3 separate regions of the Homo sapiens genome follow, and regions 2 and 3 are each linked to region 1. Evidence: chromatin loops called from intact Hi-C (ENCODE). Cell type or tissue: ascending aorta. All regions are shown on one strand. Links, peaks and the distances in the headings refer to the core of each region. The heading gives the core; the rest is flanking DNA. Region 1 overlaps OSBPL5 (oxysterol binding protein like 5). Region 2 holds the start of CARS1 (cysteinyl-tRNA synthetase 1). Region 3 overlaps CARS1 (cysteinyl-tRNA synthetase 1).

Region 1 (9,311 bases), core at 1,644-6,643:
CCTTGGGCTGAGCGGGTCTGCCCCGCCGAAGCGGCTGGGTGGATTTCCTCTCTTGCCGTTTCGCAACTTGCTCCCCTCTGTGTGTCTGCCCCAGTCTCTTCAAGGTGCCTTTTACAGGAAGACTTCTGTAAGGGTCCCACCCCACCTGATACAGCCTCCCAAAGCCTGGAGAAGTGGGCCAGCCTTTGGGATCCTAGATAGATGCTCTTGGGTCTGCCTGCACCAGGGCTGATCCAGATCCCAGACTGAACAGAAACTCTGCTCCCCAACCCCAGGAGTAAGGCCCCTCTGCACGTTTTTATCCCACCTCCTTGGTACACAGGGCCTTGCTGTTCCTTGAACCTGCCAGGTGAGTGGGGGCTTTGCAGGCATCGGGCAGGTTTGTGGCAACCTGGGGTGGCATCATGTGCCCAGCTGCTCCCTTCTGGTCTCAGGCTCCAGAACTGCAGATCCTATTGTCTGCCTGCACGCGTGTGGGGCTGGCCTGGGGTGCCAGGAGGCAGGCACCGCGTGTGTCTGTCTTGCCAGGCTGTGTTTAAGAAAGGTGACACAGCAGATAGGCCGGATGAGGAGCCTCTGACCTGCAGTCCTGGGCCTGGTCTCAGAGAGGCTGCCCTGCAGATGTCGAACCCCGGGCAGCCATCCTGCATGTCCAGTGGAGGCTCCTTTCTGGGTCCAGATTGGGCCATGAATAGGCCATGTTCTTCAAAGGACTGCTTTCAGCTCTTTACAGAATACCAACGCAAGACCGCCCCCCCCACCCAACCCCTACCCAGGATTGTATTTACTATGCTGAGAATGCCTGGTATCAGTTTCTCTCCTGAGATCCTGGCCTCACTCTGAGCGCTGATAGTAATCTGACATGTAACGCTTGGGGGAGGGAGAAACACTCTGTGACAAGCCGGCGGGTGGAAGGGCTGTGTGTGTCTCTGCCAGCTGTGTTTTGGGGACTGGTGCTCTCTGCTGATTCTGTGGTTAAGCCTGCACACGTTTGCACACATACAGGCACAGTGTGCAGGTGGAAAACTTACCCAAGATGACAGAAGGTGCCCCCCGCCCCCATTCCCATTTATTGTTCAAGGGACAGGTGAATCTGAGCCTGTGACCGCAGCTGAGAAATGTTGTGGACCCAGCTCAGGGTTCTCCCGGAGAGGCCTGGGGAGCTGGAAGCTCTGACCTCCGGGACAGGGGGTTGTAGAGGGGCCGAGGCCCAGGGTTGCACAGTGCCAAAAGGATCCCGGTCATTTTGACAGGAAGGGAGCTGTCGGGGAGGGAGCCGTTAGGTGCAGCTCCCCTTGTGGAGTCCAAGGGCCAGGTGGGTAGAAGTGCCCACCACTTGCAGGGTTGGCAGGGGAGCCCAGGGAGTGCACCAGTGTGCTGGGGGGTAGATGTTGGGGGGTACAAGTGAGGGCCACTGGCCTCCCGACAGGGACAGGCATGCTGCCCTGGATGTCCTCATGCTGCTTGTGACCGGCACAAAGGAAAAGAATATTGTTCTCGATGCCAGCTTTGCTTGATGACTTACCGAGCCTGCAGCTTGAGGAGGCAACTGACAGCCTGAGGATGGGGCTCCTGGGCTGGTCAAGATTTTTAAAGGTTTTGGGGCCTTGGTGGCTGGGTCTTGGCCACGGCTGGGTAACCTTTCCCGTGGAGATGTATGGGCAGATAGTGAAGCTGCTCCGGAGAGTGGTAGGGTTGGCGGTCGAGTACAAAGGACTTGGACTAAGGACCGCGTTGTTCTCTTAGCATCACAGTTGTTCTGAGCCAGGGCCTCTGGGATCATGTCCACGAGGATGTGAGATTGCCTTGTGCTGGCATCTACACTAAGCGGAGTGGGCACCAGCTGTGTCCTCAGGACCAGGGCTTGAGGTGGGAGATGGGGAGGGGGTGGGACATGAGCCTTCTTGGCTGGCTTAGAGGGATCCAGAATTCCTAGAGGGCCTTTGTTGCAAATCTCAGAGCCACCCAGGCTGAGAGCAAATGCTTTGCTCGGCCTCCCAGCCCACCTCACATCCGGCTACTCCCTCCAGGGCTGGCCTCCACTCCCCTCCTGGCCCTACCAGCTCTTGCCTGGAGCTCCACATCAGCTACCTAGTAGGCTCCCCTTTCGTGGCCTTCCTAGCCCTTCTCCAGCCAGCAGCCAGCATGGTGTTTAAAAAGATAAACCACTTCATGTAATTTGACCACTTAGAGCCCTTTGAGATTTGCCATGGGTCTCAGTAAGTCCTGACCCCTTTCCAGACCCCACAGGCCCTAGATGCCCCTCCACTCTGTCTCCCTTCCCTTGTTCTCCTCTCCCCCTCCCCTCCCCTCCCTCTCCCCTCCTTGCTCACAGGGGTCTGGCGTCAGCCCCGGCTTCTTACTCCAGGGCCTTTGCACTGCCTGTGCCTCTGCTTTCGGCCCCTCCTTGGATCTGCATTTGGTGGGCTCCATCTAATTCAGGTCCCAGCTCAGATGCTGCCTCTCTGAGAGAGTCTCTGTTCCTGGCCCGTTACCCATTCCAAAGCAGCTCTCAGCTCTGTGTTTTGTTTTCTCTTTATTTATACTGAAATGGTCATGTTTGTTTAATTGAATGGCTTCCTATGGAGAAAGCGATTGGGCCAAGCCAGGTTCATGGTGGGCGCCGCTGGTGCGTGGCATCTGTCCCTGGTGGGTGCCGCTGGTGCGCGGTGTCTGTCCCCATGCACGGTTGCCTGCAAGTCTGCTCCGGGCTCTCTTCCCAGGGGCTGGCACACAGTAGGTGTTCTACGGTTAAGTGAGGCACATGTGGAAAGCCGTCATACTGTCTCATCCCAGGGAGGTCAGTAGATTGAGACTGGCTGCCCCCATCTAGCAAGTCCCACCCACCATGTCCTGGTTTCACCAGCATCGGCTGGTGTGGGACGTGACCAGCTCATTTCCTCCATGCTCTAGGATGGGAAGGACAAGAGGGCGTGACTCTTCCCAGAGTCCCATCATCTCTGATTTAGGAATGGAGCCCTTAGGGTGTCTCACCTCCTCGGGATGCCTAATAGTGTGTTTGGTGAATGCAGATGGACTTAACTGGTCCATAGATCCCCTCTCACCCTGCTGACACGAAGACAAGGATGAAGGGGAAAGTTGAGGCTCAACAACTGAACAGTATTCCTTCTAAATATGTACATTCTTAGGGATTTTAAGTGGAAAACAGGGAGGAGATTTGAGGGATACCCCACCTCGGCAGGCAGCTGGTCAGGCTGCCTGTTGTGACCAGCCTGGGGTCGCCTTCCCTTCATCCAAGGCCAGGGGAGATGGCAAACCTTCAGTAAGCGCTGCCGTACCTGGCAGAGCAGAAGCACCACCCCAGCTTGGAGACAGCATGCCCCTGACTGCTGGTCACGGATGGCCCCTTGGTAAGTGCCCTGTGCTTCTGAGCAAGGCGGGAACGGGCCTCCAGACGCTGGGGGACAGCACAGAGGGAGCTCTGTCGCCCGTGCCTTTGTCCCTTCTCTCGCTGGCCCATTCTCAGCTGCTTCCTCGCGGGGAAGGGCCTTCCTCGGCCAGGGGAGGGAGAGCTCAGTATCCCGGCGTTGCGGAGGGATTGATGTGCTATTGGGGTGAATACGGCGCTCGGTGTGGGGGCGGGGTGGGGGGGGGGAGGGTTGTCATTTAAAGGGGACTTTGGGGATGGTCAGCAGAGGAAGGCGTGGTGTTGGGGCGGAGCATCCGCATCTCCGCGCCCCTTTCCTGGCAGCCAGCGGGATTTCTCCTGATCAGCTATTGCGGCGAATAAGACAGAGTCAACTAAAGGGCGCGCCGCTGTGGGTCCCATTCGCTGGGCTGCGGCTCCAGGCAACGGCATTTGTATGCCCGCCTATTAGGGTGAATGCGACGCGGGGAGTGTGGGTCGCTTAAAGGGCCGGGACTCTGGAAGCAGTGCGTCCCGCTCCTGCCCGCCTATTGCGGTGAATACGGCGCAGCAGTCGGGTTGTTTAAAGGGTCCAGGCGTCCTGCTTGCTGGACTGTGCTGCTTTGGGGCAGCTCCTGGTCCTGGGCGGGAGGGGAGCACTTTAGGGAGGCTCCCCACATTGGCCAGAGGGAGAGGAGCCCCGACGCTGGCCCGTGGGGCAGGAACGCTAGATGCCCTCCTTACAGGATGAACCTCACCCCCACCCCACCCCCTGCTGCCTTAGGAAGTCACCCAAATTTAGCAAAATTCAAGCCAGAGCCAGCAGGCACCAGGGTGGGGCATGTGACCCTGTTCTGGAGGGCTGGTGGGGCCAGGGCAGGGAGGGGGCTGGGCCTAAGAGATTGATGGTGGTGATGGTGGCAGGCACCGCCTCGGATCTGATCAGAAGGCCTAGCCGAGGAAGACGCAGCCGGAATTCTTCACCCCAGGTGCCAGGGTCAGCAGAGTTTATTTGCCTCCTAAACCTTGGTTACCCCGTCTGTAAAGTGAGGCTCATGGCTGGCCCTAGATGGTCTTTGTACACAAGCGCTGGGTGAGCATCAGCCATTGTGTGGGTGACTGGCATGACCCCCTACCCCACCCCTATGGGCTGCCAGTCAAAGGTTTCCACCCTCCAGCCACCATCTCCCTGACTCAGATAGTCCTGGGCCACCCCACCCAGCCGTGGCCCTGGCCCTCCCCAGGTGCACCCTGTCTCTGCCGGCAGACCCTCCACCTCTCTAGCCCTCTCCTCTGCTCCTGAACTTGGCATTGGTCCCAGGCTGCCCTGAGCTGTCTCAGGGGACTCCTGACCTGTGAAGGGGCAGCGAGTCCATGGGAAGCAGTTGGCCTGGGCTCTTTGAGGCTGCTGTCCTCACCTGTAGAGCAGGGACCATAGTACATGGTGTCCCTGAGTGCAGCGGATCCAGTTAGTGGCCTGGCACAGGGCCAGGGAGAACTGGAATGCCTTAGTGTCTGGCCTGCACACTCCCTACCAGCGAGCACTTTGTGGGTTAGGTACCAGGCCTCGTTACCCTGAGGCTGGGGTGCTGTGGACGGGGTGCTGGGACTTAGCATTAATGCTCAAAGACGAGCTACAGAGGTAGTGAGATCCCCCAGCCCCAGGGACACCTGAGAGTTCTACCTCTTCCCCGCGCCCGCCTCAAGAACATACCTGTCTCCTGGGCAGAAACCGACCCTCATGTTTCATTCTCTGTGGCCTCAGGGTGCGTGCACACTCTCGCCTGTGCCCTCAACCTGCTGTCCCTTGTGTTCAGAGGGTGGCTGGCCCGAGGGCTCACAGCATCTGACAGGCTCCCCTCTGAGACGGAGGAAATGGGGCCCCAAGAATGGCAGGGTCGTGGTGCTGCTCCTCGCTGGGCTTCAGTTTCTCCATCTTTAAGGCACCCCCATCCCTGACATTTGCCCGCAACCCCCACACCTGCGGGGCTAAGGCTCCTGCACACGGGCAACACCCCGGCAGGAACCGAGAAGGGAACTTGGACATCCAGAGCTCCCTCTTCACTCCCGAGGCCCTGGCTTCTCCAAGGGCTTCTGTCCATCTGCTCCTGCTCCTTGAGCTGTTTTATATCTTGAGGATGCACCCCAGGTTTTATGCAGAAAGAAGCATCCACTAGTTTTCAAAGGTTTGAGACTGAGTGATTGGAAATCTTTCTCGTCCTTCCTCCCTCCCTCTCTCCTGCACCACTGTGTGCAGCCCAGAAGAGGCCTCATGTGTCACTGACCATGCACCAGTGTGCAGCCCAGAAGAGGTCTCATGTGTCACTGATGCTCCGTGAGTCTAGCTTCTGCACGTGGGGTGTCCCCATGGCTGGTCCTGGGGCGGTGGACTGGCCTGATGCTGCCGAGGACGCCCCACTTTCCCACAAATCTCCACCCTGCTGTCTTGCACATCCTGGGGCCAGGACAGGAAGAGCTCTCTGCAGGTCGGAAAAGCAGGTGCCAGTGTGGGCACCAAGAGCCGTTTGTGCTTTGTAGGAGCGCGTGCTCCCACGTGGCACCCTCTGATCTCCTTGGGGCAGAGGAAAAGAGCAGCCAGCTTTGAAGGGAACCCTCGCCCACTCCAGCGCCCATGCTGGGTTTCCACTTTGGGCCCAGCTCCTGCAGAAGAGCACAGATTTCTCTCGCTCCGAGACCTAGATTCTGCCTCGGAACGGCACAGCTGTCCCCAAAGGGCAGGCCGGGGCAGGCCGCTTGGCCACAGGAGGCTGGGAGAGTTTGGAGCATGAAGAACACCTAGAAACGTCAGGATGTGGGCCCCGTCTGGAAACCTGAGGCTGAGGCCGCTTCGGGACAGGGCCTGGTTGTTTGTCCCATTACAGTGCCAGAGTGGGTCATTCTCCCCAGCCCGGCAGCCAGGCTCCCACGAAGGCTCACAGAGAGAGGGGGACAGAGGTGCTCTCTGTTGGTGACTGGCACCCAAGGGTGCTTGGCCCCAGTGTGCTGCTGAACACACACGGCTGCCGTGGTCGAGGATGTCAGGAATCCCCACCCTCGTCCCTGCACCAAGTGCAGCTATGTGGCTCTTTCCTGCCCAGACCCTCCCTGCTGGCAGGTGCCCACCAACGGCCAGAAGAACCTTCCGGCTGCTGCAAGCCCAGCAGGCTGGGCCAGTTTCTCGCTCATCTGATTGTTGTGAGCAGAGGAGAACGAGTTACTCAGTCCCCAGCCGGCCGAGGGCGGGGCCGCCTTCATCTCTGCTCCATGGGCTGCTGGGTGCTCACACTCTAAAGTGATGTGGGTGGCAGGAAGTGGCCTTGTGGCGCCCACCTGCTGAGCACAGGGCTGGCCTGTGGAGCCACCCCAGTCAAGCTGGCTGGGGCTCTCCTGCCCCTCTCTGTCTTGGCACAGGCCCTTCCCAGGCCTGCAAAGCCTGCCTCCATCGGGGTGCTGCCTCAGTACCAGTGGGACACCAGACATCTAGGCTAGCTAGCTTGGTGCCCAGGCCCCCTCTTGGCCTCCCCGGGTCTCCTGGGGACGTCACCTTCTCCTGGAACCCTGTCTCATCAGGGTGACCTCTCGTAAGTCCAGGCTCCTTCCTTATCTGCCCCTTCCCATCCTTTTACGGGTCAGGGTCTCTCTGCTGCCGGCCCTGACTCCCTTAGATCTGGGCCCCGCAAGGCCCACTTTTTCCCACGTGCTCGGGAAGCACCGCTTGCTTTCCTCCCTCGTGGGCCGTGAGTCTGCTCCCATGTGTTTGGCCTGGGTGTTTTGCACGGAGGCACGCGGCTCTCTGATCATTAGTGCGTGAAGCCAGGTGCCCTGGGCCGTAAGCACCGCCCTGCAAAGGCATCCTTCACGTTCTGACCTGTGCGAACTGGGAGCTTGCTGCCCTTGGGGGCCCCGAGGAGTGGCCCGTCTGACCTTGTGGACGGGGTGCAGTGCTTGGAGCATGGGCTTAGCGGTTGGCAAAGCAGGTGGGAATCCCCACCCTGTGTGGGGCCATGGGCAAGTCTTAAAGCCCCAGGCCTTAGTTTCCTCGTCTGTGAAATGGGCCATTGCAGGGCCAGTCTCCTGGAGGTGCCTCGGGACGTGGTGGGAGCATGAGCCAGCTCACCGTGGGTGCCGGCCCTCGGCCTGTGTGGAAGTGGCATGGGCTCTCAGAGCAGGGAGGGGCCGCCTCCTATCACGCCTATATCGTTAATGAAAACGCTTATGCATAATGAATGATTGTGAAAGATCTAAACACGGGAACCATGCAGAATAACAGAACCAACCCCAGCGTCGTCAAGGTCCTGGCACCTGGCTTGTATTTGCTTTAGGCGTCTTTCAGCAGCTACAAGTTGCGTGTAGGGAGGGCCCCAGAGCTCGATTCTTTCCCCAGAGCCGCCATCCTGGGTTTCCAGGCTCACACTCCCAGGCGGGCTTTGGGCTTTACTATATATGGATGGATCCATAAACACATGCAGACAGATGTCACGTGACCACTGACTTCCGCTCACATCCTTCTTTCTGATCGTGTTAGAGTCGCAGAGAAGTCGCAAAAACAGTAGTTGACCGCCCTCTGCAACCTCTTCTTGTCTGTGTGGTTCTGTATTCCTTGTACATTTTCCTTGCTTTATGTACATAAATCACACGGATTTCCATCCTTCGGAAGGACATTCTGGTAGTTCCATTCCATCCCTGGAGCAAGCGTTCCGGTTTCCTTGGGCACGGCCGAGGGCACTCTCCCGGGGGACTGACCTGGGGTGGGGTCAGCAGCCCAGCGAGATGGGGCCTGGTCCCTCCTGTGCTCAGTGCTGACTTCCCTTCCCTTCCCCCTTGTCCCAGAGGGAATCATCCCTACCCCCACCCTTACTCTGCCTCAGCATAGGGCTGTGGGAGGAATCCTGGCCCCCAGGGGACACACCATACATAGATGTTTGCCAGGGCCTCTCAGTGACCAACACATTTTGTTAATTAAAACCAGAAACACAGGCTTGAGCCTGAGACTGAGGGCCTGGGAAGGGTGGGGTCCGGCTGAGGTTCTGCAGGTCTGCTCACAGCCGGTTCCAGCACAGCAACCCCTTGCTGAAACCACACGTGTGTGGCCTTGCCAAAGACGGGGAGACGGGGCTTGGGAATACCAGCCAAGCCCCAGACCCGCGGCATCTCCACAAAGCTGGGTTAAATGGAAGTGAACTGTCGGCGTAGTGGCTGCTGCCCTGGCCATCCGGCCACTTCAGACATGAGTGGCAAAGCTGGGGTGAGTGGCAGAGCTGGGGTGAGTGAGTGGCAGAGCTGGGGTGAGTGAGTGGCAGACCTGGGGTGAGTGGCAAAGCTGGGGGGAGTGAGTGGCAGAGCTGGGGTGAGTGGCAGAGCTGGGGTGAGTGAGTGGCAGAGCTGGGGTGAGTGAGTGGCAGACCTGGGGTGAGTGGCAGAGCTGGGGGGAGTGGCAAAGCTGGGGGGAGTGAGTGGCAGAGCTAGGGTGAGTGGCAGAGCTGGGGTGAGTGGCAGAGCTGGGGCACCCATCCCCCCTCGGTGCTTGGGATCACCCCAGGTCACCAGCTGGGAAGTGGCCCAGGCAGATTTGAGCCGAAGTCTGCCAGGCTGTGCCGGACATTATTCCTGGAGAGGGTCCCTGTAGCACCTCCAGATGTGTCAAGGGAGAAATCCCTTTTTCCCAAGGAAGCTGGTGCTGTAGCCCAACTGTCCTAGGAAGGCCCTCCTGGGCCGGTGTGTGAGCTTGCTGGGGTTTCCACCACTAAGCAGCCCAGACGTTGATTCTCTCTCAGTTCTGGAGGCTGGAGTCCAAGATCGAGGCCTTTCAGGGCTGGTTTCTCCTGAGGCCTCGCTCCTTGTCATGCAGATAACCACCTTCTTTCTCCCTGTGTCCTTGCAGGGTCATCCCTCTGTGTGCCTGTGTCCTCATCTCCTCTTTTTATAAGGACACCAGTGAGATTGG
Region 2 (10,707 bases), core at 3,405-8,404, 100 kb after region 1:
GTACAGGTATTGGGTAAATACAGCTGTTTCAAATGGGAGAGATTGGCCAAAACAAAGGGGTTACAGGGCCCATGCAAGTCCAAAATCCAGAGGGGGAGTCAAATTTTAAAGTTCCAAAACGATCTCTTTTGACTCCAGGTCTCACATCCAGGCCACGCAGATGCAAGAGGTGGGTTCCCATGGTCTTGGGCAGCTCTGACCCTGTGGCTTTTCAGGGTACAACCTCCCTCCTGGCTGCTTTCACAGCAGCTGGCGTTGAGTGTCTCCACTCACTGCAGCCTTGACCGCTGGGCTTAAGCGATCCTCCTGCCTCAGCCTCCCAAGCAGATGTCCACGACAGAGAAAGGGCTGTAAACAGCTGTGAGTTCCCACAGCGGCACACTGCACAGCTGTGAGAGAGGACTGGGGGTCCCTGCACAACATGAGGGGTCCCACAGAGGGGAGGGCATGCCACAGGATGGTATGCAGAGCATGGTCCTCTTGATGTCGGCTCATGGACATGTGCTGTTATACACGTCTGGTCCAGGGACGTTCAAGAGGGTGGTGTAATTATAGACAGAAGACGAAGGCTGACCTGGGACGCGAGCTGTGCGCCATGATGTTCCTGGTATCAAGCCGGGAGAGACTGGAGCTACTTGAGCCAGGGAGGTCCTCGGGGCAATTGGGGGGTTCCAGGCTGGGCACTAACGAAGCCCACCCCCGCCCCGTGTTCTCCCAGATGTTCAGCAATGGGTTGACAAGTTTTTCAAATGTAAGTAGGATTTCTTGGTTATGAATTAAAAGCATTTTCATTCCTTCGCAGAAGTCATGGTCCCAGTTAATAGAAATTCATTTCATGTCTCTTCTTTTTGCTTTCAGAAGAGGCAAATGAGCCTGGCAGCCCTGTCAGGACCATGCTGGCGTTTGGGCACATCCTCCTGGAAATGCCTGACGGTGTCTCAGGGCCCTGGCACAGAGCTGGGCATTTAGACCTTTGCATGAGCAGCAGCAAAGTCCCCAAAACTTCCAGGAGTGGGTGTGGGGCAGCCCCAGGCCTTCCTGCCTGCACTCCCAGTTTTAGCCTGCGTCATGGTGTCTGCATTCACCTTATTGCAGCCCCAGGTGTCTGTGCTGGAAGACTGAAATTCTGGTTGTTTAAACGGCTGAGTGGAAACTGAGGCACAGAGAGGAAAAGGACTTCACACAAGCGTCCCCAAGCTGCAGTAACAAATGACAACAAACTGGGGTGTTCAAACAATCGGGATTTACACACCCACCATGCACCCACACAATTAAACATTAAAAACAGAAACAATACAAATTCACACATCTACCATGTAGATTCCCACACAATTAAACACTAAAACTAAAAACAGAAACAATCGGGATTTACATACCCACCATGCACCCACACAATTAAACATTAAAAACAGAAACAATACAAATTCACACATCTACCATGTAGATTCCCACACAATTAAACACTAAAACTAAAAACAGAAACAATCGGGATTTACACACCCACCAAGCGCCCACAACAATTAAACATTAAAAATAAAAGCAGGCTGGGCGCGTTGGCTCACGCCTCCAATCCCAGCACTTTGGGAGGCTGAGGCAGGCAGATCACCTGATGTGAGGAGTTCGAGACCAGCCTGGCCAACATGGTGAAACCCCGTCTCTACTACAAATATAAAAATTATTACGTGGCTGGGTGTGGTGGTGCACGTCTGTAGTCCCAGCTACTCGGGAGGCTGAGGCAGGAGGATCACTTATACCCAGGAGGCAGAGGTCGCAGTGAGCTGAGATTGCACCACTGCACTCCAGCCTGGGTGAGGGAGCGAGACTCTGTCTCAAAAATAATAATAATAATTTTTAAAAACAAATAGGAATTTACATGCCTACCATATACCCACAACAGTTAAACATTAAAAACAAAAACAGAAACAATAGGGATTGATTCTTTCACAGCTCCAGAGGCCAGAAGTTCCAAACCAAGGCGTCCGCAGGGTGGGTTCCTTCAGAGGCTCTCCAGGAGGTCCTTCCTTGCCTCTCTCCTGGCTTCTGGTGGCCACCGGCCATCCTTGGCTTGTGCTACATCACTCCAATTGCTTCCCCCTTCACACCTATCTCTGTATCTCTGAATCTCTCTCTCATAAAGACACTAGGCATTGGATTAGGACCCATTCTAATCCAGGATGACCTCATTTTAACTTGATTATATCTGCAAGGACGCCTTTTTCAAATAAAGCCAGCCAGGTCCAGTGGCTCACGCCTGTAATCCTCTCACTTTGGGAGGCCAGGGCGGGAGGATCACTTGAGCCCTGGAGTTCAAGACCAGCCTGGGCAACATAATGAAACCCCATCTCTACAAAAAATATAAAAAATTAGCCACGTATGGTGGTGCACATCTGTGGTCCCAGCTACTCAGGAGGCTGAGGTGGGAGGATCACTTGAGCCCACGAGGTTGAGGCAGCAGTGAGCTGTGATTGCACCACTGCACTCCAGCCAGGGTGACAGAGCGAGACCCTGCTTTAAAAAAAAATAAAATAATAAATGAATAAAAATCAAGTCACAGTCGCAGGTACCAGGGGTTAGAACATGGGCATAATCATTTTGGGGGGACCACAGCTCAACCCACAACAGGCTTGTCTTGGGACCCCCCCGGGAGTTGGCAGCAGAGCTGGGAGCTCACCTGAGTGTATTCGTCTCTAACGCTGCGCTACCCTGGCTTGCAGGCCATGTGACATTTCTTTCCCTAAAAGTGGTTTGGGTAGGGCCTGAGCTGCTGGCTGTGCCAGCAAAGAAATCACTCTGCTTTAGTCACCTCAAAGCAGTGGGCCCAGCGACACCCTGCTGCCCATGGACACTGAGGGGGACTGTCCATCCTCTGGCATGGAAAGAGCAGCGTTCTTGGAGAACTTGGCCTTGGCCCTTAGGAGACTCAAGGGAGAGCCCTGCACGGTGGCCACTGGTGGCCGAGGAAAGTCCAGCTGCCCGGGGAAGGTGCTGTTCACTCACCTGCTGCCCATGGCCCAGGGCCAGACCAAGGCATCAGCCCCTCAGCCATCCAGAACAGGCCAGTGAAGCTTCCAGGATGGGTCTGCACTTGCGGAATATTTAGTAGGCAGGGTTCTGTGTGATGTCCTTACCCTACGTGCTCTTGTGAAATCCTCATTATCAGTTTGCTGGGGCTGCCAGGCTTGGGGGCTTCAACAAGGATTTATTGTCTCACAGTTCTGGAGGCTGGAAGTCTCAGGTCAGGGCATCAGCAGGGTGGGCTCCTTCTGGGGCTGTGAGGGAGAATCTGTCCCAGGCTGTCCCCTGACTTCTGGTGATTTGCTGACAATGTTTGGTGCCCTTTGGCTTGTGAAGCATCGCCCCAGTTTCTGCCTTTATCTTAACATGGCACCCTCCCTGCTTGTCAGTGTCCAAATTTCCTCCACTTAAACATTTTAATTAATTGGCTGGGCATGGTGGCTCACGCCTGTAATCCCAGCACTTTGGGAGGCCGAGGCGGGCGGATCATCTGAGGTCGGGAATTCGAGACCAGCCTGGCCAACATGGAGAAACCCGTCTCTACTAAAAATACAAAATTAGCCGGGCATGGTGGCACATGCCTGTAATCCCACCTATTCGGGAGGCTGAGGCAGGAGAATCTCTTGAACCTGGGACACTGAGGTTGCGGTGAGCCAAGATGGCACCATTGCATTCTAGCCTGGGCAACAAGAGTGAAACTCCGTCTCAAAAAATTTTTTTAAATTAATTTATATATGTGTATTTATTTATTCATTTATTTATTTTAGAGACAGGGTCTCACTCTGCACCCAGGCTGGCATGCAGTGGCACAATCATAGCTCACTGCAACCTGAAACTCTGGGGCTCAAGCCATCCTCCCTCTTCAGCCTCCCAGAGAGCTGGGATTACAGGTGTGAGCCACCATGCCCAGCTGAAATTTTCCCTTTTTACAAGGATATCAGTTATACTGGATTAACGTCCCCCCTAATGACCTCATCTTATGACTTTATCATCTGCAAAGACCCTATTTCCAAATAAGGTCACATTCACAGGTCCTGGTGGTTATAGGATTTCCACATCTTTTGGGAGAGACACAATGCAACCCATAACAACCTGTAACCCAATGTGCTGTCCCAAAGAACTACAACACCAGGGGGATGCTGAGGTTCAGAGAGTGTCCTTGCCCTGGTGGTAGGGCTGGGACGCAGCAGGACTGGGGAGGCGGGACCCACTGCTGCTAGACACTGCAGCACTCTTAGACACAGCTCGGCCACCTGAGCAGGTGATCATTTCCCAGTTCCGCTCTGCAGACCCTTTTTTTTTTTCCCAGTAGAGATGAAGTTTCACTATGTTGGCCAGGCTGGTTTTGCACTCCTGACCTCAAATGACCTGGCCGCCTTGGTCTCCCAAAGTGCTGGGATTACAGGCGTGAGCCACAGTGCCCGGCCCCACTTTGCAGATTTAAAAACAAGACATCTGGAAGCTCAGAGAAGTTAAACTCACCCCAGGTCTTACAGCCAAACTCTGGCTTGCCTGACCTGATGTCAGGAGGCTTTCTTAGTGCAAGAAAGGAAGGGCAGGGCAAGCCTTAGCCGAATGTTTATCTCTAAGAGGCTTCTGACTCTCCTGGGCGCCTCCGGTTCCTTCTCCCAGGAAGGCATGTGGCCGAGCTGGGCTTGGGTGACTCATGGTCCTAGAGTGATGAGTGAGAAACAGGCACTGTGAGAGTCATGGTAGGACCTGGCCAGAACTTCGTCCCCTAAGTCCTGGACTTGGTCCCTCCTTTGGGATTAGTTGGGGTCTCACAGAGCCTCCCACATCCTGGGCAAGTTACAGCACATGCTACAGGATCTTTGCAGAAATGTAAACAAACTCTTTCTTCTTTTTTTTTTCCAGCCACCAGTAGAATTTAGAATTTATTTATTTATTATTTTATTTATTTATTTATTTATTTATTTATTTGAGACGGAGTCTCACTCTGTTGCCAGGCTGGAGTGCAATGGCGCAATCTCGGCTCATTGCAACCTCCACCTCCCTGGTTCAAGCGATTCTCCTGCCTCAGCCTCCTGAGTAGCTGGGACTACAGGCAAGCGCCACCATGTCCAGCTAATTTTTGCATTTTTAGCAGAGACAGGGTTTCACCATGTTGGCCAGGATGGTCTCGATCTCTTGCCCTCATAATCCGCCCACCTCGGCCTCCCAAAGTGCTGGGATTACAGGTGTGAGCCACCGTGCCCGGCCTTAGAATTTATTATGAAATTAGACATGAGGTTCCAAAAAGTAACTAGAAGATTTTTTACTTTTTATTTTTTGAGAAAGGGTCTCACTCTGTCGCCTAGGCTGGAATGCAGTGGCACAGTCGTAGCTCACTGCAGCTTCAAACTCCTGGACTCAAATGATCCTCCTGCCTTGTCCTTTCAAGGTGCTGGGATTACAGGCATGAGCCACTAATCCTGGCTAATAATTTTTCTTGACATATTAAAATTCTGTTTCTTAAATAGCATTTCCTCTCATTTTGGATGGGTGCACGAACCTTGGGTGGGATATCCTTGGGAGGTGACATCATGCACACAGAAGGCAGGAGCCCTAAGGGGGTTGGGGATGGCTCCAGAATGGGGTCTGAGAAGGAGATGGAGAAGCCTGTTCACGCAACACTTCATAGTGGCTTGCTTTCCGCAGGGTCATTGGCAGGGCGGTCCCTAGGCCTGGAGCGCTCTTCCCGCCCATCCCCAGGCCCTGCTCCAGGTCGGCCTCCTGGGAACCATCCCGTCTCGCCAGCACACCCTGTCCCGAGGCCGCCTCTGACCTCCAGGCTGGGCCTGGTCCCCACGGCGCTTAGCGCAATCATGACTTAAACACCTATTACAGGACGCTCAGTCTTTAGTGCTTGTCTCCCCGCGGCTGGGCTGACTACTCCCAGCACGGCCACTGAACGCTTGGCCGCGCGATGCTCCGGAGCGCGGGTCGCCATTGGGTTGAACTACAGCTCCCAGCATGCTCCGGGCCGGCGACATCCGGAGCCCCTGGTAGTTGCCTAGCGACCGGGCGTGTCCCGGAAGACGGGCCCGGCGTGGGGCGCGACTTCCGGGGCGGCGGTTGCATCAGATTCTAGGAAGTGTCTGTAGCCGCAGCTGCGGGTCCGGGATTCCCAGCCATGGCAGATTCCTCCGGGCAGCAGGGTGAGCGGCGCGGCCGGGCCAGGCTGAGGGCGGCTGGGGGCCTGACTGGGCGCTGGGTGCTCGGCTCGAAGGGCAGCGAGTCCTTATGTCTGAGGGGCCCGGGTGCATGGGTTCTGAGGGGCAGCTGTGTCCGTGGTCTGAGGGGCGGCAGTGCCCGAGGTCTGAGGGGTGTCAGTGCGCGGGGTCTGAGGGACGGCACGTCCTTGGGTCCGAGGGGCGGGGGTGCTCGGGGTCTGAGGGGTGTCAGTGCCCGGGGTCTGAGGGACGGCGGGTCCTGAGGTTCGAGGGGTGGCACGTCCTAGGATCCGAAGGACAACGGGTGCCCGGCTCCGAGGGACGGCCACTGGGACCCCTGGGACTCCTGCGTGAGGGTCTGCCAGACCCGTGGCTGGAGCACAGACCCCGCGGGGACCCGAGCCCGAGCGGGGCGCTGCCCAGACCACCCAGCCTCAGTTTCCTCACTTGGTTCCTGCCGAGGTCCCCTTGCATCCTCACCCCGGGAGGTGGCCCTACATCAAACAGCCTTTCCCCAGCCGGTGCCTGGGCGGGCCCTCGCTCCCTCTTGCCCCAGCTGGCCTTTAGGGGGGAGACAAAGGCCCAAGGGTTGTTTTGGTTTTCTGCCCAGACCTGGCAGCTTCCGGGAGGTGGGCGGAGGGCACCTGAGGTTGGTATTTAGGGAAATGGGGCAGAGGACGCCAGGGGTACGCGTACACACAGTAAAAGGGCTTGGGGCTTTACGAAGGCTTTCATCTCCAGTTCCGCAGGCAGTCCACTGCAAGCTGATTGTCAGAGCATTACTGCCCCATTTTATTGCCAACCCGGGAGGTTCCCCAGGGACACAGCTGTGTCAGCTCCCCCAGTCACTCATGTCACCAGCGGGTAGACCTTGAGAGACCAGTGGGTTCTTCTCTCACTGTCCCTCCAGCAAGATTTTAGGTGCTGGAAAGGCAAGAGACTGAATCAGAAAGCCCAGATTCCTAACAGTCTGGAGCAGCCTTTCCAAAGGAAACATTCTCAGTATCTAGTTTTTAATTCTTTTGGCTGGCAAAAATTAGATGCAAGTTCTTGTAAGACACCTCCAGCCCCCACCCTCAGTTTAGATCGTACCAAGATTTCCTTAGCATCTGGTGGTGCCCTTTGCCCCTGAGGGTTTATTGGGTTATAGATAGGTAGTTATGACAACCCGAGTAATCTGGCGGCATGGGGACACCCAGATGACAGGGCTACACTCTTGTGCCAAGTGGCAGGAGGTGGTCACCTTCCAGGCACGCCGCCTACCACCCTACCTGTGTGCCTGGATTCCAGCACCATCTCCACCCGTCCCAGAGCCAAGCGGCCCTCAGAAGTCACCCAGATTCCTGTAAAACAGCATCATAGTTAACAGCCCCAACTCTGGAACCACCCTGGAAGGGCCAGGGTTCCAACTCTGCCTCCCGCCCCACAGCAAACCATGCGTAATGGCTCCTACCTTGGAGCATGGAGTGTAAATGAATTAATAGATGGGAAGGACGTAGAACAGTGCCTGGCACTCAATTAAGTGCTGTGTCTGTGCTGAAAGTTAGGGCCTGTTTGTTTTCAAACTAAAAATGTGTTTTTGTTCATTTGTGAACGTAAATGACGTATTAGTAGTGTTTTGTATCTTGTTTTTAAAAATAGCTTTAGAATTTTAGGTTTTCAGAGCCTTGTAAGAATTGCCTTCTTTTTGGAGCTTGCCATATAGGTTGGGATTGCCCTCTCCGGGCTGTCAGGGCAGCAGGCAGATTGCCCAGTCCTCAGCCTGCGCACAGCATCTCCAGCCAGTGTTCTTCTGCCCCAGGGCATGGCCCACCTGCCTTTACTATCGCCTCCTCCCATCACACACACACTCTCAAAGATGAGAACAGGAAATAAAATCCAATCGTAGGCCAGGCGCAGTGGCTCACACCTGTAATCCCAGCACTTTGGGAGGCCGAGGCAGGCAGATCACGAGGTCAGGAGATCGAGACCATGGTGAAACCCTGTCTCTACTAAAAATAAAAAAAAAATTAGCCGGGCGCGGTGGCGGGCGCCTGACTACTCGGAGGCTGAGGCCGGAGAATGATGTGAACCCAGGAGGCGGAGCTTGCAGTGAGTCGAGATTGCGCCACTGCACTCCAGCCTGGGCGACAGAGCGAGACTCCGTCTCAAAAAAAAAAAAATCCAATCGTAAATGCTTTCAGTGACCATCTTCCCAGATTTTTCAAGGAGGCCATCATTTTTGTACCATCTTCCCTAAGTTGACTCAGAAGGTCTATTTCTCTTTCCTGATCTCACTGGGTGTACAGCTTTTCCTTTGCGGTCTTGAAGGTGCATAGGCTTGGTGCCTGTCCAAGAGCCTGATTATTTCAGAAGGATGAGTTTCATTTCTGAGGTTTCTGGGGTAGATGGAGCCTACCTCAGGGCCTTTCCGCACAGACTTGGGATACCACTTGGTCGGCTGCTCATCAGGTCAGACTTATAGTTTAATTTTTATACAGTTTAATTCAAGGGTCTTCATAATAACACAGCCAGCATTTTTTCAGCATGAGTCTGTGCCAGGCACTGCTCTAAATGCTTTGCATCTGTTATCTCCTGCCACCCTTGGGGGAACCCCTTTGAGGAAGATCCTGCCGGCATCTTGTACAGATGAGAATCCTGAGGTTCAGAGAAGTCAAGCAATCTGTCCACCATCACGACTAGCCAGAGGCACAGCCAGGCTCCCAACCTGGGCAGCCTGACTCAATAGGGACCTTAACTGCTGTGCTGTGCTGCCTTTGATGATTCTCTTCAGACTCACAATAGCTCAACCCAGTGAGTTAAGGCAGACGAGAATAAAGCTGATGCCCTTCGATGTTTTCCCCAGAGCCACATGAAATGTTTGCTCCTCTATGAACTCAGGTACCATGTTTCCGGGTATTTGAAGAGCCTTAGGCAGTACCCTTGGGGTGGAGATTAAGCCATTTCCAGTGTGGGTGCTCTGGGTGGCAATATTGCTGTCTGATCACCCCACAGGCTCATTGTGAGGGATGTTGGATGCCCCTAATAATGAATAACCTCCCTCCCAGTAAGGAGGAAGATGGAGATGCTGTTCTTGGGGGTGAGAGAGGATGCCTGGGGGCCACCTTTGTGAACGAGTTGCAGCTGGACCTCCGGGGCTGGTGATCAGGACGGGGAGTGGGAGGGGAAGCCCTCACCTGTGGGAGGAGGCGCTGGTCTCTGGGAGTGGGCAGTGTTGGCTCCTAGTTGGTGAGAGCAGGGGTGCATGCCCCTCTCTCCTCCCCACGATTCATGTCTGGGGGCTTTTTCCGGTCCCCTTTCTGAACACTTCTTGGGCAGGGAGTGGATCACTGGGAAGGACCCAAGAGGAGCAGCTGTAGAGGGTGGGACCAGGGGAACATTTGCAGAAAGGGAGTAACCTGCAGGGTGAGATGTTGCCTGGACACCCACAAGATGAGGACCCTGGTGGGACCTTTGAAGTAGCAGGGTCAGAGGGCAAAGGGTCAGGGTGAGTGAGGGGTGCAGACCCCCACCAAACCGGGGCACTTATTAGGAGCTCAGACCTGCTGTAAAGGGGTCTGCATTTTAGCAAGCTTTCCACCCATGGGGAAGCTGGTTTAAACCTCACTTGCTGGGCCCACCCCAGAGATTCTGATTTGGCAGGTCTCTGGTGAGCCCAAGAATGTGACTTCTCTGGATCCCCCAGGTTCTGCTGCTGAAGGCACACCAGGGCCATGCCTGGAGTGGACCTGGGAGAGCCTCAAGGGAACGCAGGAAGAGAAACAGGGCAGCCGGGAGAGGTTTAAATGCTTACAGGAGGCCAGGCATGGTGGCTCACGTCTGTAATCCCAGCACTTTGGGAGGCCGAGGTGGGTGGATCACCTGAGGTCAGGAGTTCTAGACCAGCCTGGCCAATATGTAGAAACCCCGTCTCTACTAAAAATACAAAAATTAGCTGGGCATGGTGGCGGGCACCTGTAATCCCAGCTACTCGGGAGGCTGAGGCAGGAGAATCGCTTGAACCCGGGAGGCAGAGTTTGCAGTGAGCCGAGATCATGCCACTGCACTCCAGCCTGGGTGACGAGCGAGACTCCGTCTCAAAAAATAAAATAAAATAAAATAAAATAAAAATAAATAAAAAATAAATGCTGATAGGAAAGAGCCAGAGAGAGGGAGAGGTCGCACTGCCACAGTTGTTTGACGTGTCAGGGTTGTTGTTCATTTGGTGTGGCTTTGTTTTGGTATCTGTGCTGAGCAATTGCTTGGTACTTGCATGTGATTTCAATAAATGTTCTGTAGAGACTCCACCTTTGTAGCCGGTGACAACCACCATCCACCTTTGGGACATTCCCATGTCCCTCAATGTGTTGATGAACTGAACTGCAAGGTCATCCGGTGGTGGACATTCCTTCTCATGGGGGCAGAGCAGGAGTTTCGGCACGGAGCGTGCAGGCTCTACGATGAGGGCCAGTGTCGAGGAACAGGTCCCTGGGAGGTTTTCAGTCTGCTCAGAAGTGTTCTCATCTGATCTCAGCATCAG
Region 3 (9,896 bases), core at 4,222-9,221, 120 kb after region 1:
CATCCCACCAGCGAGAGTCATCCCAGGAAGCCATTTTAAGCCCTGCATCCATGTTGAGACTTCAGGAAGGCTCTCCCACAGAGTGCCCACCCCTTTACTGCAGAGAAGAGGTGGCTTCAGGACATCTTCTCCGGCAGCCACGGAGGCTGGGCCTTGGGGCATCACGTGGCTCCGTAGGCTCCCTGGCGGGTGAAGAGCTCGGCCCAGTGGGGCATTCTTGCTGCTGCAGCTGTGCACTCCATTCTGACTCATCTTTGCTGACACCACAGCGTTCCGGGAAGTGCCAGTTATTGGCCTGACACGAAGGGCTTTCCCCACACTAAGCAAAGCAGAGAAAGGCATTCGTGTGCAGTTACCCCCGCAACACACTCTGCTCTCTGTTTTCAGAAGCTGTGTGGGCTTGGTTGGGGTGACTCTGGCTCTGTGCCAGGAGTAAACACGGAGATGGGGGACAAAAGGGAATGGGAGAAGGCAGAGAGGGGGACTGTGATGTGCAGGGCATCCACGCCCCATGGCTGTGATGTCGGGCAGCCTGTGCCCAGGAAGGGCAGCTGGCACAGCAAGGGGTGGCCAGACATGTGCATTCCTACCCTGAGTGAACTCTGGGGTGAGAGGGTATCTGTCTGGAAGGAGCAAGCATCGGTCCTTTTCCCACAGTCCTCTCAGCAAACACAATCACTGGTTCAAGGTTTGGATGCACCTGTGCTCATGGGCTCAGGGACCAGACTCCCTCCTCTGGCCAGAAGCCTGGCACCATCTGCCTGGTCTGCCCCCACTTTAGGGACGTGGGCTGTGGACACAGCACCTGGTCCACAACTCCCGTGTCAGAGGTAATTGCAGGGAGATATTCCTTAGAATGGTGAGACAGATTTTATTCCCTAATTCCTGACAGTAGGGGAAGGAGCTGCGTTCCCTGCCAGTTCAGCAGAGGTGACTTTTGGATTTAAAGGGAGTATGATTAGCTGGGCCTGGTGGCATGTGCCTGTAGTCCCAGCTACTCAGGAGGCTTAGGCTGGAGGGTCACTTGAGCCCAGCATTTTGAGGCTGTGATGAGCCTTGATTGCACCACTGCACTCCAGCCTGGGCAGTAGAGTCAGACGCTGTCTCTAAAAAATAAAAATAAATAAATAAATAAATAAATAAAAATAAAAAAGGGAGAATGGAGGAGGAGAAGGAGGGTGAGCAGGGGCTCAAATGAAAAAAGCCATGGAGCTGGTCAGCGTGCATGTGTCAAGGCGGCCTTGTCTACAGCTGGCAGTGGTGAAAGTTAGGGTTCTGCTCCTCCTCCCAATGGTGACATGCGGAACAGTGGCTCTTGGGTCCTTGAGTGACACACCTGAGTGGTGGAGGTGCACGCTTACTGCTTTGAAGGCTCTAAGGAGGGAGGCTGGGGCCTGGGGCCAGGGGCCAGGGGCCAGGTGAGGCTGGCTGGAGCAGCCACATTTTCCTGGCAGCCCTGTGCTTTCTTGGGCTGGTCCTTTGAGGGGGCCCAGTCCTCCTGAGGCTGTGGCCTTGACCTGCAGAAGCCATGCTAGAGTCCAGCTGTCTCTTGGTGCAGGGGTGTAAATGGCACACATTGTCAATGTGGGGTTCTCCTACCCCTCATCCCCCAGCACCCAGAGGGAGAGGGTGCCGCTGCGGCAAAGAGGCTTGAAGTTGGTTTGGTTTGGGGGATTTCTGTTGTGAGTTTTTAAAAATTGAGGTTAAATTCTCGTAACATACTTAGCTGACAGGAGGGATACCATGATCATGTAGGTAGCTTTCCCAAGGCGAGGCTTATCCGTTATACTCCAGATGTGCTGACCCCTATGATTTCCCCAAATGTCAGAAACTGAACTGTGTAATTTGTGATGGTGTGGAACTGTGTTCCTGCTTTCCCTGATAGAAAACATAAATTAAAAATGTAAAAACTAAGTAATTTATATGACATAAAGTGAAAAGTACACAATTCTGTGGTATTTGGCGCATGATGTTGTCATGCAGCCTTCATTTCTGTCTAGTTCCAAAGCATTTTCATCACCCAAGAGGGAACCCATCCATACCTGTCAGGCAGTCACTCCCTCGCCCCCAGTCGAAGCGCTGCCCCTGTGCCTTTGCCTGTTCTGGATGTTTGGCGTCCAGGGAAGGGCTTGAACACCTTTTTCCTTGGTTCTGTGCCATCCCCTAGTCCCTGTCTTTCTGGCGGCCTCTGGGCTGCCCGCCTGCCTGCCTGACACCATGTGCCCTCTGTCTTTGCAGCTCCTGACTACAGGTCCATTCTGAGCATTAGTGACGAGGCAGCCAGGGCACAAGCCCTGAACGAGCACCTCAGCACGCGTAGCTATGTCCAGGGGTACTCACTGTCCCAGGCAGACGTGGACGCGTTCAGGCAGCTCTCGGCCCCGCCCGCTGACCCCCAGCTCTTCCACGTGGCTCGGTGGTTCAGGCACATAGAAGCGCTCCTGGGTAGCCCCTGTGGCAAAGGCCAGCCCTGCAGGCTCCAAGCAAGTGAGTAACAGAGTGGGTTCCCTGGCCATTAGAACCTCTCTCCCAAGGTCAAGGGCTTTCTCCATCACCCTGGTGCTTACCTGGCGTCTGCGGATACCCCAGAGGGAGCCTCGCCCAAGTGTGTCTCGAGCAAGTGGCCTGGATGGGCAGATGCAGCGCTTGCTGGATGGAGGTTGGGATAAAATCACGCCCTATGGAGTTGGTTATTCAGGAGCAGTATGTTCACATCACTGGTGTGGCAGGATTGCCTGAGGTGGTGGGGTGCAGAGCCGCTGCGGCTCTGGGGTTCCACGTAGCATGCCCAGGCCACGGGCCCTAGCCTTGTGATTTTTAGCTAAGGCTGTGCCTGGCTCTGGTTGACTCAGTTCTTTCTCTTTATTTCTTCCATAAGATTGTAGCGTGTCTATCCTCCAGCTTTAGAATTGTTGAATCCTAAAGTATTAATTGGCATTGAACTTTTTTTTTTTTTTTTTTTTGAGATGGAGTCTCGCTCTATCGCCCAGGCTGGAGTGCAGTGGTGCGATCTCCACTCACTGCAAGCTCCACCTCCCGGGTTCATGCCATTCTCCTGCCTCAGCCTCCCGAGTAGCTGGGACTGTAGGCGCCCACCACCATGCCTGGCTAATTTTTTGTATTTTTAGTAGAGACGGGGTTTCACCGTGTTAGCCAGGATGGTCTCGATCTCCCGACCTCGTGATCCACCCGCCTCGGCCTCCCAAAGTGCTGGGATTACAAGTGTGAACCACCGCGCCCGGCCGGCATTGAACTTTTTAAAAATCAGAAATAAGTCATTTTTTCTCTTTGAGATGATGTCTGTCCCGTAGCTCCAGCCTGTTGGTGCTGGTTGTGTCTGTGGAACGTGCCTGTGGTTATTTGCGGGAGATACTCCTGGGATGCCTGCATGGCTTTGTCACTCTGTGGCAAATCTGAGGGGGCTCCATGCCATCATCACTGAAGTATGCCTTTGGGTGGCCCAGCTCCTCCTGTGGCTGTGGGCACTCCTCCACCTTCATGTGGGGGCAGGTTTAGTGCTGTTTTCTGGTGGTCCTGGCTGTAGCTGGCAGCCTTCTGGGGGCTTCTCCAGACTCCGTTGGGGCCTGGGATTGGGAACATGCCCCCCCGCCTCTGCCGTGGGTCAGGCCTCTGCTAGATCACTGTTTTAACCAGGCTGGAGGTGGGGATGTCACATCTCCTGTGGGTCGTGTTTTCTGGATAACTCTGCAGCAGACACTCCTTCCCCAGCGTAGGGCAGAGGCCGTTGCTGTGCAGGTCACGTCCTTCCCCATGTAGCCGTTCCTGCCTGAGCCTCCAGCGCGGTCACCCAAGTGACACCTGTGCTGTGAGGTGCCTTCTCTCCAAGGGCTCGGGTGTCAGGTTGTTCCCCCTGCCATGTGCCATTCCAAGACACAGCCAGAGGGGGGCAGGATTAGGGAGGGTGAAGCGGGCCTGGTACGTCCAGCTCAGCAGTGGCCTGTCCAGGCTTCCCTCATAGGGACTTGTTGAAAGAGCGGCACAGACGCAAGCCTCCATCCACACTGTGAGAGGAAGGAAGGGTTTTGCTCTTGCAAACACTTTTTAACCTACAGAGAGGAAGCAGAGCCACGTTGCTGTGTAACAGAATGGACCATGGATAGCACTAATGGAGTTGCTGTGCCCTCCCCAGGTTCCAAATCCCCTCATCACCCAGGCTGCGCAAGAGGCTGCCAGGGTCTGCTTGTGCCAGGAATGATGGGCATTATGTCAGGCGACCCTCACTCAAGCTTGCTGTACACTGAGCAGGGGCTGAAGGGGGAGGTGGGAGCTGGAGTCTGGGACTGCTAGAGCATCCAGTGACCTCGAGTGGGTCCAAGGCGCCATGGAGTCCAGTGTAGTGTCCTCGCCCATGTCCCTGGGATGACAGTAGCTGTGGATCTCCCTCCATGTAGCTGTGACAATCAGAGCTGCTTCCCCCACTGAGTGGGAACGCCCTCTCTTTCCATGGCTCATACTCCCCAAGCATGCACCTTCCTTGCTGGCACAGTGGGCCATGTGCCCCTCCTCCTGCTCGCCCTTCCACCTCTGTTGGACATCCCAGCAGCATCAGATGTGCCTGTGTCTGGCCCTCAGTGTGCCCGCCTGTTACCAGCTCCTCCCATGTGCCTTCTGTGTCCTGTCTCCAAGATCCTCTCAGACATGGAAAGACTCTGCTTGGCCCGGCGCGGTGGCTCACTCCTGTAATCCCAGCACTTTGGGAGGCCAAGGCGGGCGGATCACGAGGTCAGGAGATTGAGACCATGCTCGCTAAGTCGGTGACAACCTGTCTCTACTAAAAATACAAAAAATTAGCCGGGCGTGATGGCGGGTGCCTATAGTCCCAGCTACTCGGGAGGCTGAGGCAGGAGAATGGCCTGAACCTGGGAGGCGGAGCTTGCAGTGAGCCGAGATCGTGCCACTGTACTCCAGCCTAGGTGACAGAGCGAGACTCCGTCTCGGGGTGGGGGGTTGGAGATAATGGAAAGGCTCTGCTTAACCCCCAGGTCCCTACTCCTGTGAAGCCAGACCCCTTCCTGGTGGATCCCTTCCCTGGATCACCAGCCTCCAGCACGGAGGTCCACTGGATATCAGGACGTTGAACTTGTTGAGCACTTCTCACCCGCAGTGGAGGCTCAGCCCTTCCAGCCCGCCGGCCTCTCCCTACCCCCCGGGAAGGAGTGTCAGCTATACCCTTCACTGAGGAGGGTGTGGGTCTGTCAGACGCCGAGGCCATAGTTTCAGGAACATGAAGGTTTGGTGTTGCTCTCACCCCTCCGATGGAGGACCCTTAACTTCCTGATGAAGGATTTCTCTCCATGAACCCCTTGCTTGGGTCCTATCTGCATCTGGTGTGTTGTAGGCAGACTGCTTGCCACTTCCTGGCTTCCCTCTCCATCATTTTATCTTCAGCCTCCCACATCCCTGTTTCAAAGCCATGTCTCTCATGAGCGGTTCATAGTTGGTCTGTTGTTGGATCACTCAGGTCAGGGTGGGACTCTGGAATCAACGAATGTGTGTTCATTTTTTCCAAAGAAACAAAAGCACAGGCCAGGCGCGGTGGCTCACACCTGTAATCCCAGCACTTTAGGAGGCCAAGGCAGGCAGATCACAAGGTCAGGAGTTTGAGACCAGCCTGGCCAATATGGTGAAACCCCATCCCTACTAAAGATACAAAAATTGGTGGGGCGTGGTGGCAGGTGCCTGTAGTCCTAGCTACTTGGGAGGCTGAGGCAGGATAATCGCTTGAACTCAGGAGGCGGAGGTTGCAGTGAGTTGAGATTGCGCCAGTGCACTTCAGCCAGATTTTATCTAAAAAAAAAAAAGGGGGGCAAGGGTCCTTATGTGATATCTCTCAGTTCTTCCCTTTTGCAAATCTGAATTTGTATATCTGGGCCTGGTAACCCGTTTTCCTGGGGAGCCCATCGCCAGCTGTGTGGAGATAGCAGCCTTAGGGGAGCAGGAATGCTGGCTGTGGCCAGGCTTCTTGGACAAGCTTTCAGTCCTGTGAACCCTGGGCCGTTTCCTCATAGCAGGGTGAGTGTGATGATCCCGTGGCCTCATGGCTGTGTTTCTGGGCAGCGTCTCCAGCTGTCTGAGATGGCAGCAGTGTCCTATTGAAGGAGCTCCAGGGTCTTTGTGAGGGAGGAGAGTGATGGGATCCTAGAGTGGCCGGTTGAATGCCTCCAGGCATTGAGTGAGATTCTCCTTCAAGGGCTTGTGAGGCATTTAAAGTACACTGAGGCCGAGCTGCACTTGGCCTCAATAAGCACATGATGTTTGATTAAGATTGGAGATTGCCTACGCTTTAGAATCTGACCACCTGTGACCACTGGAACTCACCTAGAGTGGGGGCTCCTGCTGAGCACTGGCCCTCTCTCCGTCTCCTGCCCCATCTCCCACCTGCCCACAGTACCCCCACTGCCCAGACACAGTGCAGCCGCCCTCCTTCCTCCCCTTGGCCTGTTAGTCATCAGCGTCTGCCGTCCTGGCTCGTGTGGCCTGAGCTAGAGCCGGGAGGCCAAGAGATGGCTGGTGCCCAGGACCAACTTCCCCGTGATCAGTGTGTGGCAATTTGCTGGCCATGCTGCCAGACCCTCTGGCACAGAAACCAGGGACAGGAGGAGGCAGGATGCGAGCACCCTGGTGAGCTGCCAGGCGGCCTGCTGGGGTGGGCACAGGTCAGTGCTAGGAGTATCCATCTCGTAGGCCTTCCTGGTGCCACTCAGCAGAGACATGTGAAGCCCTTCCCAGGGCCAGGCACCAGCTGGGGTCAGAGGTGCCCAGCAGAGCATAACGCAGAACCTGGACCTGTGGGCGACGACTGTGGAGAAAAGTGGGGATCTGCTGAGGGGGCAGGGCAGGCAGGAGCCGGCTGAGGGCAACGGGAAAGTCACCAGGTACCGTCCTCCACACCTAGCTTTGCCAGATTGACGTTTCAGAGGGTGAATAATCACCCTGTGGCTGCCCCTGGCCCCAGGGACAGAGCTCTGCCCCTTCAGGGATCTCAGATGCAGGTTGTGTAAGGACAGCCTTGTGCCAGGTTGGAAGCCAGGCCTGGAAGCAGTGTGCTCAGAGCAGCCCAGGCGGCCCACAGGCGAGTGGAGGGGAACAACTAGGGAAGTCTGGCCAGGAGGAGGTGACTGCACTGAGGGGCTGGCTGGCAGGGGTCTCTGCCTGGAGGCTGAGAGGAGCTCAGGTTATTTATGAAGGCAGTATAGACCTATGTGGAGCTTGAAGCCCAGTGTCTGGATCAGAGTCTGCTGGGCTGTGGGCCCAGAGCTGGGAGCCAGCCACTCCTGCAGTGTCCGAAGTGATGAGGAGGGGCTGGGCTGGAGCCAGTCTTGCCTGCTGGCCGTGGCCACAGGGGGTCCTTTCTGCTCTGACTCCTGGCTTCTGCTGCCAGGGCTTGGAGGCTTGGAGGTGGCCTCTGTCCCAACAAGAGTCCTCAAAATCCTCAGTTTGTCCAGGTGAGGGATCCTGGGTGGGGGAGGTTCCCAGGGCTGCGGCAGAACAGACCATACCTTGTCAGTGTCAAGCCCTGACTGACCCAGGAGTGCCAGGTGGTGGTGTGCTCACTGCCAGAAAGGGGCCAGTATTTGAAGAGCAGTGGAATGTGCTGGGCACGCTGTGCAGGCATTCCTCCGCCCTCCTGGGGCTCTAAGGGTGTTATTGGGGTATGCTGCCATACAGAATATTAGAAAGCAAAAGAAAGACGCGGTTGTCGGGAGGCAGAGCTTGCAGTGAGCCGAGATCACACCACTGCACTCTGGCCTGGGCGACAGAGCGAGACTCCGTCTAAAAAAAAAAAAAGACGCAGTTGTCTTTGACCTGCGTAATGTTGACCGAGATTCGTGTGGTTTCACATTGTTTAAATTTCATGGAAAACTATGGTCCCGTTGTAAAAACCAAGTCTCCAGGTGAAGAGGCGACTTGCACTTCCTGGTGCTGCCCCTGGACCCTGATCCTGCTCTCTCTGCCTCCCAGGCAAAGGCCGGCGTGTGCAGCCCCAGTGGTCCCCTCCTGCTGGGACCCAGCCATGCAGACTCCACCTTTACAACAGCCTCACCAGGAACAAGGTAAGGAGAACACAGATGCCGTGGCACACGCACACAATGGGGAGGCAGGAGGCAGGACAGCCCATGTGCCTTGTCGCACAACAGACTTCTCTGTTCCTTGTGTTGGGATCTGGAGTTCCATAAATCCAGGTTTAAGATCCTTCAGTCACTTCCATGTTATAGTCTCTGTGGCCCAGAGGCAGAGCTGTCCTCTGAAACCCAGACACGTGAAGTATCATGCCTCATGTGGAAGCCTGCCCATGACTTCTGGGCATGGATCACCCTGGCTTGTCTCTCGGACTCTGCCCAACCATGAGTACTTGAGGTCATCCACAGCCACGCCTTTCAGGAGGACGCGTGGTTGCAGCAGGTGGCACTGTATGAGCCAAGCAGGATGGACAAAACGGCAAACTGGCTGGATGTTGTTGGGAGCACAGCAGGTTTTGAGAAGAAGGCAGGATTGGTTCCTAACAGAATGGGGTTTGCATGGTTTGCTTGGCTCAGGGCATGGCCAGTGACTCCAGTGATTTCAGACCAGGCTCTGGGCGGGGCTGCTTGGATTTCCATCAGGGAGCATGTTTGGCAGACAGAGAGTCAGGTGTGAGGGAGTTCATGGCCTTCCTTGGGAAACTGGTTGAGGATGATGCCCCCAGAGAGGTCTGAGGGTGCTGGGATGTTGGGGAGTGGTGCCAGAGCAGCACCACGATTCAGGGGTCCTGGCCTCCAAGCCGCGCTCCCCCAACAGGGACTGACCCTGGCCAAGTGTTGTCTGCCTCAGTTTCTTCATCCGTAAAAAGAAAATGACATAACCTACGTCCTAGAGTGTACTGCATATTGAATATTTAGCTCAGGGCCTGGCACATGGTAGGTACTCAGTAAATATTAGCTGTGTTATTGTTAAATAAGCAGCATTTCAACAATCAATAAAATCATTGATTCCCTTTATCGCCTCCCTCCATAGATGAGTAGAACCCCAGGGAGGAAGAGGCCCCACCCACCCAGGGCTCAGTTGGTGGGAGGTGCCGTACATCTCACTGGGCTCCCACTGAGACTGTGACTTTTCACAGTAAAACAAAATGGTCTCTGTTGAATTGTTTACACTAAACACAAACCACACTGTGATGTTTGTTGCTGTTTTTGGTAATCCTGTGCAGTGTTTCTTGCATTTCTTGTGATCGTCATTCCTTCATTCCTAACAAAGGAAGTGTTCATACCTCAAGATGGGAAAAAGGTGACGTGGTATTGCTGTGGGCCAACCGTCTATGACGCATCTCACATGGGGCACGCCAGGTAGGTCCACCGCGGGGTGTCCCTGCAGCTTCTGCAGTTGCACGCAGAAGTCAGAGCCATTGGGATCCACAGCAGCGATCTTAGGTCCACAAAGATCTTAGATCTGCTACAGAGACCTGAGATTTGAGGAATCAAGACTGAATTTCTTCTCTTATTTTTAAGATGAAAATTTTAATGCCATAAGTAATCTATATTCACTGCAGAAAGACTACAGATCACCAAAAAGAAAATGTCCATAGCCCCACTGCTAACATGCTGGACTCGACCTGGGCACTTTTTCTCACATACCTTAAAGTTTTCTCTCATCCCTCAAGCTCTCGTGGGGTCCCCAGATGCTGAGTTCCCGTGACACTCAGACCTGACAGGCCTGACGCTGGGTTGGCTGTGACCGCCCCCCGACCACTGGATGGTCATGGCTGTAGCTCCTGACGAGTAGCTGGCTGTTGGGGTAAATGCCACAGAGTCCTTTTATGTGTTCATGTTTTAGTTGCAGTGCCAAGGTCATGTATAGTCAACCCTTGAACAACCTGGAGGGTAGAGGGTGTGACCCTC

The links. A loop is a pair of places that touch in the nucleus more often than their neighbours do. Peaks named below come from ENCODE experiments on the same cell type or tissue, not always from the same donor. Only the 100,000 strongest peaks of a DNase experiment are listed, where the experiment ranks them.
Region 2: a loop joins it to region 1, with 2.8 times the contacts of the local background. A loop is called at or near these places in 14 of 110 quality-filtered maps.
Region 3: a loop joins it to region 1, with 3 times the contacts of the local background. A loop is called at or near these places in 15 of 110 quality-filtered maps.

What each region holds. Positions count from the first base shown.
Region 1 is chr11:3,154,978-3,164,288 of GRCh38, reverse strand. The region is part of intron 1 of OSBPL5 (oxysterol binding protein like 5); the gene reads left to right. Among named protein-coding and RNA genes, the nearest start is that of OSBPL5, 5.7 kb to the left of the region's middle. RefSeq lists enhancers at 241-934, 5,917-6,722 and a silencer at 5,322-5,495. In ascending aorta, for the core only: no CTCF peak of the experiment used is centred there; DNase peaks (open chromatin) are centred at 3,818, 4,222 and 4,824; H3K4me3 peaks cover 3,591 bases; H3K27ac peaks cover 4,862 bases.
Region 2 is chr11:3,052,809-3,063,515 of GRCh38, reverse strand. CARS1 (cysteinyl-tRNA synthetase 1) reads left to right here and starts at 6,093. Exons shown (of 23, transcript NM_001014437.3): 1 at 6,093-6,173. The coding sequence starts at 6,149. It overlaps LOC124902615 (a long non-coding RNA gene), which reads right to left and starts at 4,892. Exons shown (of 2, transcript XR_007062555.1): 1 at 4,498-4,892; 2 at 1-1,197. RefSeq lists enhancers at 334-960, 5,907-6,439. In ascending aorta, for the core only: no CTCF peak of the experiment used is centred there; DNase peaks (open chromatin) are centred at 4,661 and 6,055; H3K4me3 peaks cover 2,659 bases; H3K27ac peaks cover 2,900 bases.
Region 3 is chr11:3,040,344-3,050,239 of GRCh38, reverse strand. It overlaps CARS1 (cysteinyl-tRNA synthetase 1), which reads left to right. Exons shown (of 23, transcript NM_001014437.3): 2 at 2,239-2,487; 3 at 7,984-8,075; 4 at 9,256-9,344. It overlaps CARS1-AS1 (CARS1 antisense RNA 1), which reads right to left. Exons shown (of 2, transcript NR_046580.1): 2 at 8,980-9,460. It also overlaps the pseudogene RNU1-91P. Among named protein-coding and RNA genes, the nearest start is that of CARS1, 12 kb to the left of the region's middle. RefSeq lists enhancers at 70-139, 5,908-6,843, 6,844-7,779, 8,990-9,896. In ascending aorta, for the core only: no CTCF peak of the experiment used is centred there; DNase peaks (open chromatin) are centred at 6,018, 6,569 and 7,009; H3K27ac peaks cover 3,488 bases.